Regions from separate parts of the Homo sapiens genome. Here region 2 is linked to region 1. Evidence: read pairs that join two places in POLR2A ChIA-PET (ENCODE). Cell type or tissue: A673. All regions are shown on one strand. Links, peaks and the distances in the headings refer to the core of each region. The heading gives the core; the rest is flanking DNA. Region 1 overlaps ASB13 (ankyrin repeat and SOCS box containing 13). Region 2 overlaps TASOR2 (transcription activation suppressor family member 2).

The links. Peaks named below come from ENCODE experiments on the same cell type or tissue, not always from the same donor. Only the 100,000 strongest peaks of a DNase experiment are listed, where the experiment ranks them.
Region 2: POLR2A ChIA-PET joins it to region 1 with 8 read pairs; 2 of 35 experiments call an interaction of 5 or more read pairs at or near these places.

Annotation. Positions count from the first base shown.
Region 1 is chr10:5,637,155-5,641,550 of GRCh38, reverse strand. ASB13 (ankyrin repeat and SOCS box containing 13) reads left to right here. Exons shown (of 6, transcript NM_024701.4): 6 at 721-2,684. The coding sequence ends at 848. Among named protein-coding and RNA genes, the nearest start is that of LINC02677, 21 kb to the right of the region's middle. In A673, for the core only: no CTCF peak of the experiment used is centred there; no DNase peak of the experiment used is centred there.
Region 2 is chr10:5,708,395-5,712,790 of GRCh38, reverse strand. All of the region lies in intron 1 of TASOR2 (transcription activation suppressor family member 2), which reads right to left. Among named protein-coding and RNA genes, the nearest start is that of TASOR2, 26 kb to the right of the region's middle. In A673, for the core only: no CTCF peak of the experiment used is centred there; no DNase peak of the experiment used is centred there; H3K4me3 peaks cover 1,974 bases; H3K27ac peaks cover 2,118 bases.

The sequences.
Region 1 (4,396 bases), core at 233-4,232:
TGTGGCCGACACCTGCCCGGGCACCAGACCTGTGCCTCCTGTGCTGGACATTTGACAGATGAGCCTCCTAGCTGCAGATTAGTTGTTTGATGACAAGTTTGGGTGCTGAAATATAATGCCGTGTCTCAAAAAACCAAAACCATGGTTTTGAAAAGGCGCAGTGGCTCACACCTGTAATCACAGCACTTTGGGAGGCTGAGGCGGGCAGATCACCTGAGGTCAGGAGTTCGAAACCAGCCTGGCCAACTTGATGAAACCCCATCTCTACTAAAAATATAAAAATTAGGCGGGCATGGTGGTGGGTGCCTGTAATCCCAGCTACTCGGGAGGTTGAGGCAGGAGAATTGCTTGAATGCAGGAGGCGGAGGTTGCAGTGAGCTGAGATTGTGCCGCTGCACTCCAGCCTGGGTGACAGAGTAAGAGATTCTTGCCTCTGTCGCTTTTTTTCTGTCTCAAAAAACAAAAAACAAAAAACCTCAAAACCAAACAAACTCCCAAAGCCCACAAAAGGCAATCCCAGTGGACATCATGCCCCGAACTTCATTTCCTGGGCTCCCTTCCTCGGGTTCCTGGCTGTCCTTCCAGAGAAGGCCTACAGGACACATCCCGGTTCCAGGGGAAAGGGAGGCGTTTCCGATTCCCTCTGAGTTTGTGTTCCATTGCAGGTGTTGTGCTTCTTCCTGAAATTAACCTCACATCCTTCCTTGCTCCCTTTTTCAGAGACACCTCTGACTCTGTCACAGCTCTGCAGGGTGAACTTGAGGAAGGCCACTGGCGTCCGAGGGCTGGAGAAGATTGCCAAGTTAAACATCCCGCCCCGGCTCATTGATTACCTCTCCTACAACTGAATTGCAGGTGGGGTCCGGACCGTGGCTGCCCCCGTTGTGCCCAGCATTGCCCGGGTGAGGGCTCTGCCTGTTCCTCTGAAGCAGCGTGATTGCTGTAGATAGAACAACGCTCCTTCGAGTCCCTTCCTGCGATCCTGTTTAGGCTTCTCTCCTGGATCCTGGATAATGTTTCCAGGGTGTTGGGAAGGCCTGCGTCTCAGGTCACAGTTGTGGGTGTGGCCCTGCGCTGTTCTACAGAACCTACCCTCTCAATGGGCATGGGCCCAACCATCCAGTTTTCCTCTTTTACGGACCATCCTCAAAGGCACTCTCAGGACAGACGGCGTGGGGAGCACAGAGGAGGCTGGCAGAGCTGGGGACTGAGGGCATTGTTGCTGATTCTCACTCACCGGGGCAGCCTGCCGCAGATGCACAGGCCCCAGGTGCAGGCCACCACCTCCGGGTCGGCACCAGGACTGCCCTCGGTGCTCATAGGGAATGGCTGGGCCCACGGAAGGTCGGCCTGGGATGTGGCCTGGGACTGCTGCTCTGCTGGCTGCTGTGTGGATGCTTTTCCTGGAGCACTTTCCAAGGCATCCCCCAGCCCCAAGCCTGCGCGCATCTGTCACTCAGGGACTTTCTATGGGTCTTTGTGGGGGAAGGCCCTGGCTTTGTATTCCCCACAAGTAGCACTGAGTTTCTTAGGAAATTTGTCTTCAGTATTAGGTCTCCAACTCTTGTAAAAAGTTTATATGTAGGATAAAAACCTTTTAGAGGACACGTAGGCGGTACCACTAAGGTTTTGGTAATGAGCCATTCAAACCGACAGCAGTGTGAAGGTGTGTCAAGGTGTATATTCTCGTGGCTCGGCATTCTCAGTGCAAAGGCCTGTTTGGAGACTCTGTGGGAATTGTTTTTCATCTGTTTCTATGGTTGTCAAATGAATTCTTCACCCACCCTACAGTTTGCTAACTCCTTGAAGCTATCAAATTAGTAAGACCATCTATCACATCCAGCATTGTCCCAGTGCTTTGAGTTGGACGGGAATGGGACTCTGCAGCCAAGGCAGGATAAGAAAATCTTGCAATCCCGTCCTGCAGTGATAGAAACAGGTCGTTCTGCATTATAAGCCATAGGTGGAGCATTCGGTAGCGTATTCAGACTGCATGGGCCGGCCTAGGAGTCTTTGCCTTCATAAATTTTAAGAACCCCGCCCACAACAGGGAGTTAAACTGGAGGACTTTGCATGATTAGTTCAGGGATGAGTGGTTTCTGGGGCATCTGAGGTCAGGAGTTTGAAACCAGCCTGGCCAACTTGATGAAACCCCATCTCTACCCATTCTGGAGAACAGGTCACGCCTGTCCTGGAGACAGTGTGCCGGGAAAAGGGAACGTGGTACTCACTGGATGCACCCAGGCCGGCCCGAGCCTCCCACCGCAGACAGTGTGGAACAGAGTGAGCCTGAGCTGCCCAAGGCGATGCCCTTTGTGCTGTATGACTGGAGGCCTCTCCGCGTGGGTACTTGGGGGTGGGGCCACAAATCTGGCGAAAAACTTCATGCTGGCCGCCGTGAGGTTTTACTCCAGCGTTCCCGCCATTGTCATGGCGGGTCTTCGTCCTAAACTGAGAAGAAAAGCATTCCTGTTTGATCACCGCCTTAGTTACCAGTTCTGGATCAGTCAGTGTTTCTGCATGGAATAACAACCATTAAAAAAAGCACTGGGTTCTGCCCTTTCATCTTTGTAAGAGATTCTTGCCTCTAGCAATGACAACCTGTGATGTCTCACAGTAGAGCACTTAGCGCAGAATCAGGTCCCCACGGCTGTTGCTCAATAAAAGTGGCGGAATAAAGTGCATCCCTGTGTTCACACGACTCTTTTCTTATGGGGCAGAAACACCAAGATGGGCGCATCCTGTGTGGATGGAGAGGGGTGGCTCTCGTCTTGCTGTGTCCCAGGTCGTTTGGCAGCGCTGTGCTTGCCAGGGAGCCACACTTTCCCATCTCTTCCCCAGGTCTCCTGATGCCAACTTCAGCACCCCCCTTATGTGGACTTTTCTTGGGGGAGACAGACGCTGTCCACGGGACCAGGTGACTGGGATTTTGGGTCCTCCCCTGCCCTTATGCAGGGCTGTGACTGCACACAGGTTTATCTGCTTCTCTACTCTGAGTTGTTCCGGAAAGCTGCAAAACCGAGATAATGGATCAGACTTGGAGCATTGAAGGGGTCTTGATGACCAACCACTGAGCCAAGCCCGTCACCTCAGGTGGACGAGATTGGGTCCCCAGCGTCAGGTTTTGTGTTTTTTTTTTTTTTTTTTGAGGTGGAGTCTCGCTCTGTCGCCCAGGCTGTAGTGCAGTGGCACGATCTCGGCTCACTGCAAGCTCCGTCTCCTGGGTTCACGCCATTCTCCTGCCTCAGCCTCCTGAGTAGCTAGGACTACAGGCACCCGCCACCACACCCGGCTAATTTTTTTTTTTGGTATTTTTAGTACAGACGAGGCTTCACCATGTTAGCAAGGATGGTCTCGATCTCCTGACCTCGTGATCCTCCTGCCTCGGCCTCCCAAAGTGCTGGGTTTACAGGTGTGAGCCACTGCGCCCGGCCGCCTCAGGTTTTTATGAGGCTGAAATTAAATGATTGAAAGATGCCTTGGCTGGGTGGGGTGGCTTATGTCTATAATCCTAGCACTTTGGGGAGCCAAGGTGGGCAGATCACTTGGGCCAGGAGTTTGAGACTAGCCTGGCCAAGATGTTGAAACCCTGTCTCTACTGAAAATACAAAAATAAGCCAGCTGTGGTGGTGTATGGTTGTAATCCCAGCTAGTCAGCAGGCCGAAGCAGGAGAATCGCTTGAACTTGGAAACGGAGGTTGCAGTGAGCCAAGATCGTGCCACTGCACTCCAGCCTGGGAGACAGAGTGAGACTCTGTCCCCACAAAAAAGAAAAAAAAAAGATGCCTTGAAAAGCCTAAAGTGGTCCCCAAATATGAAAGTTACATTGACTGTTGTGTGGTTTTGTTGATGTTTGTAGATCTTGCAGCTGTGTGAACTATTCCCGCCTTAAGATCATACCATCTATTTCAGGAGTCCTGCAGTCATAAGACTTCTCAGTTTACATTTTCAAATGCAGTGTGCAGTGGACAGATTTGGAGCAGATGTTTGCAACATATATAACAAGTAATTGGCAAGCAAAATATATAAAGATCTTATGATAGATCATTAAAATGGGCCAGGTGCTGTGGCTTATGCCTGTCATCCCAGCACTTTGGGAGGCTGAGGCTGGAGGATTGAGCTTAGGAGTTTGAGACAAGCTTGGGCAGCCTAAAGAGACCCCATTTCTACAAAAAAGAAAAGATAAACAACCCAATAGAAAAAAACTGGGCAAAGAATAAGAACAGGGCTTTATAAAAGAGGGATCTTGAAATGTCCACTCCCAGGAAAGGATGCTGAGAAGTGATCAGGGAAATTCAAATTAATATTTAATTCAACAAAGTGATTACCATTGAATGTCGCCATTGAGACAGTCATTGAAAGGTCTGAGTTTCACAGTGTGGATGGGTGGGCCATG
Region 2 (4,396 bases), core at 146-4,145, 71 kb before region 1:
TATAAACATACTATTTTGTCTTGCAAATTTTTAAAAATGCATCATTTGAATTCTTCCTGCCATTAAGACTAAACATAAATGCATTATTTTTCTATTCCCTAGAATAATTACCTTCCAAGTGACTATTTCCAAGGATCTGCTGCGTCTGAAAAATTATAGCTAAAAAGTGCTAGGCTTATATACCAAAAATGATGGGTTTACCTCTTTTAAAACTAAAACAAAACCATCATAGTGTGTACCAAGCACCTCACCTCATTTAAGAAAATGTCATTTTTCACCAAAGTCACTTGACTGTACTGAAAACCATGCTCAGATGAAGAGTCCAAGTAAGAAGTATGGAGGAGTGAAACTGCCCTCTGGAAGAGAGAGTCTGAACTCAAGGACACTGTCTCAAAAACTGTAAAACACAAACAAAAATAACGCAGCTATTTAAGATTCCAAAGGATGGGGTTAAGGGAGACACACTGAATATCACTCAAAACATCACCTATTCCTTTCCTATATAACTAAGAAATATTTGTACTGTCTTAACAAAATTTAAAAGACCTCTGATGTAAAGAAAATAACCTAAATAAATTAGAACTGAAGCTGAATTACTTTTAGTACAGGAGCTAAAATATGTCCTGCCAGACCTGGTATGTCTTTTGGTTGAAAGCTGTGTACTATAACTGTAGTTGGTCAAAAGTGGATACAACTGTAGTGTCAAGGTGGTGGTCAGGAGCTGCTTAGACTTTTAGAGCAATTTCTCATTCTTTAGTTTTTTTCATCCTTTGTTTCTATTCTTTTTTTTTTAAATATATACGCCACACTTGATAAACTTACTCTTTACATATTTTCATTAAATCCCTAAGTCAGCTAGGTCCCTTTTAAGGGACCTACTATTGCCCACTCACCAGACACAATAGAAATCATTGTATCTCTGGGATTTCCTCACCCGTCAAGAAGAGTCTATTGAGTTTTACTTCCTGTGAGTTGTATTATAAAATCACTTTCTTTCATTTTATACAACAGAGCTGTACTTACAATTTTTTGAAGGTGCTTTTTTCAAACCATACCCATGTGAGATAGCTTTGAGGGACTGTGATACACCCTTCCCATGAGAGGCACGTTTCCTAATTGAGAATTACCGACTGGATCCAGTAATTATGTTGACTGACTCTTTGTGCCTTTTGATTTTACAAGTCTCTACTTTAGCAAGAACTGAGCCTAATGACCTACGGACACTCTTGCATCTAACCATTTTAACTGTTCACTCTCCTATTTGTACTCTTTCTATTCTCTTTATTAAGGTTGGGGGGTTTTACAAACCTAGTATTTATAAACAATAAGGAGAAGAGAATGATTTATATAGCACTGGAAGTACTGGTCATATAGTATAAATGTTATGAAGTACAGTAATATGGCTTCCTACTTTTACCAAAACTGCCAAATGTATTAAAGTTCAAAAATTAAAGAGAAAAAAGAATCTCAATTAAAACTAACTTGTAAGTAACCAATATACAAAAACTAGACTATCTCAGAAATGAAAGCAAACATTTTAGTAAGCTAAATTTAGACTAAATTGTCCTAATACTTTAATTATCAAGGCATTTAAAAAATCTTTTAATAAACTTCCAAGTATCAAAATGAAAGACTGTAAATAGAAAAGAATGAAATGTTTACGAATATTCTGAAGTTGATATACATGATTTATATATTCATTCTAAGTTTTACTTTTACTTTTGCTCAGTTTCACTTTCTCCTTCAATATACCAGTGCTTTAAAAAATAGGGATATTCTGAATAGATGCAAATAGCAAAACACCAGTTATAAGAGTTAAAATTAAAGCTTTATTAGCTGCATTACTCAAAACAAACTGGCAAACCTGAGCATTTTCAAATTCATTTTACAAATAATCTGTACTGCTAGCCTAAACACAAATCAAGATTTCTTTAGAAACAATAATTTTGGGAACTTTATATTTGATATTTATAAAAAAGCAAGAAAGTTTCAAAATTGAATTACCTATAGACCAATATTTGAGAAACACATTGTTTACACTGAAAGAAATATTTTAAAAAGTAACTCTGGAAATGAAGACTGTGATTATCAACTTCTCTAAATTCTGTAAGTCATTAATAGGTAGGCACAGATTTAAGTTACATACGTCCTCATTTTTGAGCATCATAATGCACAATAATGAACTGAAAACTGAAGAGATGGTGCAATTAAAAACACTAATACAGGGTTTCCCAAATACATGGTCAGAGAACACTTCATTAACACCAGTGTGGGGAATACTGTTCCCTATATAGCTATAAATAAAGCCAATGATTTAAAACGAAGGAGGAGGAACAAGTACCAAATTATTTTTTGCTTATATATATTTTTATTTCCAGAACTATTTATTTATGGTTAAAAATGCTTCCACTTTAGGCCAGTATTCTTCAATATATAGCAGTATATGCATAAAAGCAGTGATTTTATGGTTAGCAGAGGTATGTTAAAAACAAAGTTGTTGGAAAATCATAGCTAATCTTAAATCTTTCATGGGTTCATAATGACATCAATTACACTCTCAAGAAAGCACAAGTTTCCTGTTCAGTAAATGAGGAGACAGATGAAAATTTCATCTAGAAATTTGACGCTCTCCCTTCTTTACAAAATACACTTTCATTTGAGAGTCCAATCAGTGCACCAAACAATACAAACACTTTATGAATGAATGGTCTCATAACTGCTGAGCAATGCTCAAGCTTTATTTAAACATTCAAGATTACCAGACTATGAAAATGAAGAGGGGGCTATACCACAAAGAAACCTAAAAATCTAAGACGGTAAAACTTGAAAAGTGCTTGCCTATAAAGCATTAAGTATATCCCTTAGGGCTTAAGTGATGAATAAAGAGCATGTGAGAAAGGTTAAATTCAATCACAACAGAGGAACATACGTGTTTTATGTTGCAATTTGAAAAGTTAATCACCTATTACTTTTGGACTAATGATTATTTTAAAAAATATAGGTACTGGAAATCATAATTTTTTAAAGTCTTTTTGTTTTACATGATCTAAATTAAAACTAAAAACATTTTAATCATTCTATTCTGGATTCATTAGTTATGACTTATAGCACTTAGTTTAATACCCACTCTTTTCTGATAGGGACCCTGTCTCGATCTTCTCTAAGAGAGAATGTAGCTGGGAGGGTGGTCTTAATTCATTTTCACCAAGTATACCCTCAGAATTCTTGACATAGTCCTGTTCTCTGTTAATGTCATAAATGCTAAAATGAAGAAAGAAAAAAAATCATAAAGTGAACAATTCTATTTATAGCATATTTACTATAGAAACAAATGTTCGCTGAGTAATTTGTATTAGGAATAATTATGTAATATTTATTTACCTCCTTTGACAAGTATTCTCAGCTAAGGACTTAATTTGTTCTATAAGCTATAACACATAATCTGAAATGTTTTTCCTCCAAAAGTCTTTAACTTCTAAAGAAAATTTTGTACACAGAAATATATTATGCTTAATCGCTTTTGCCTTACTGAAAAAAAATCTTTCAAAATGAAGAGATCACAGAACCACATCTTTATTCCACTAGTTGAAAATAACGGAATCAAGCAGAACACAATTTACAAAAATCTCTCTCCTCCCCCAAATTAGTTGTATATATATTCATTAAACAAAACTATTAGTGGTGACTATTATGCATCCAATATCATGCTAAATCTTGGATTTATCAAGACAAATGGCAAACAGTCTCTATTACAGGGAAACAGGCTCTACATTAAAAAAGTTCAGATTAGGCTGGGCGAGGTGGCTCATGCCTGTAATCCCAGCACGCCGGGAAGCTAAGGCAGGCAGATTGTTTGAACTCAGGAGCTTGAGACCAGCCAGGGCAACAAAGTGAGACCCCACCTCTATAAAAAATACAAAAATTAGCCAGGCATGGTGGAGTGCACCTGTAGTCCCAGCTACTTTGGAGGCTGAGGTGGGACGATGGCTTGAGTCTGGGGGGAAGAAGTTGCAGTGAGCTGAGATTGCACCCCTGAACTCCAGCCTGGGTAACAGAGCCAGACCATGTCAGAAAGAGAGAAAGAGAGGAAAGGAAAGAAAGGAAGGAAAGGAAGGAAGGAAGAAAGGAAGGAAAGGAAGGAAGGAAGGAAGGAAGGGAGGAAGGGAGGGAGGGAGGGAGGGAGGAAGGAAGAGATAGAGAAAGAGAGAGAAAAGGAGAGAAAGAAAGAAAAAGAAAGAAAGAAAGAGAAAGAAAGGAAAGAAAGAGAAAGCAAGCAAGTTAGCTCAGAATAGACAAGGAAGAAAAATCTGCAAAGAAATTAGTACTATAAATGTGTAGGAGTATCTAAAACATGATATAGTGGATGTACAGTGATACAACCAATTTTATGGAGATG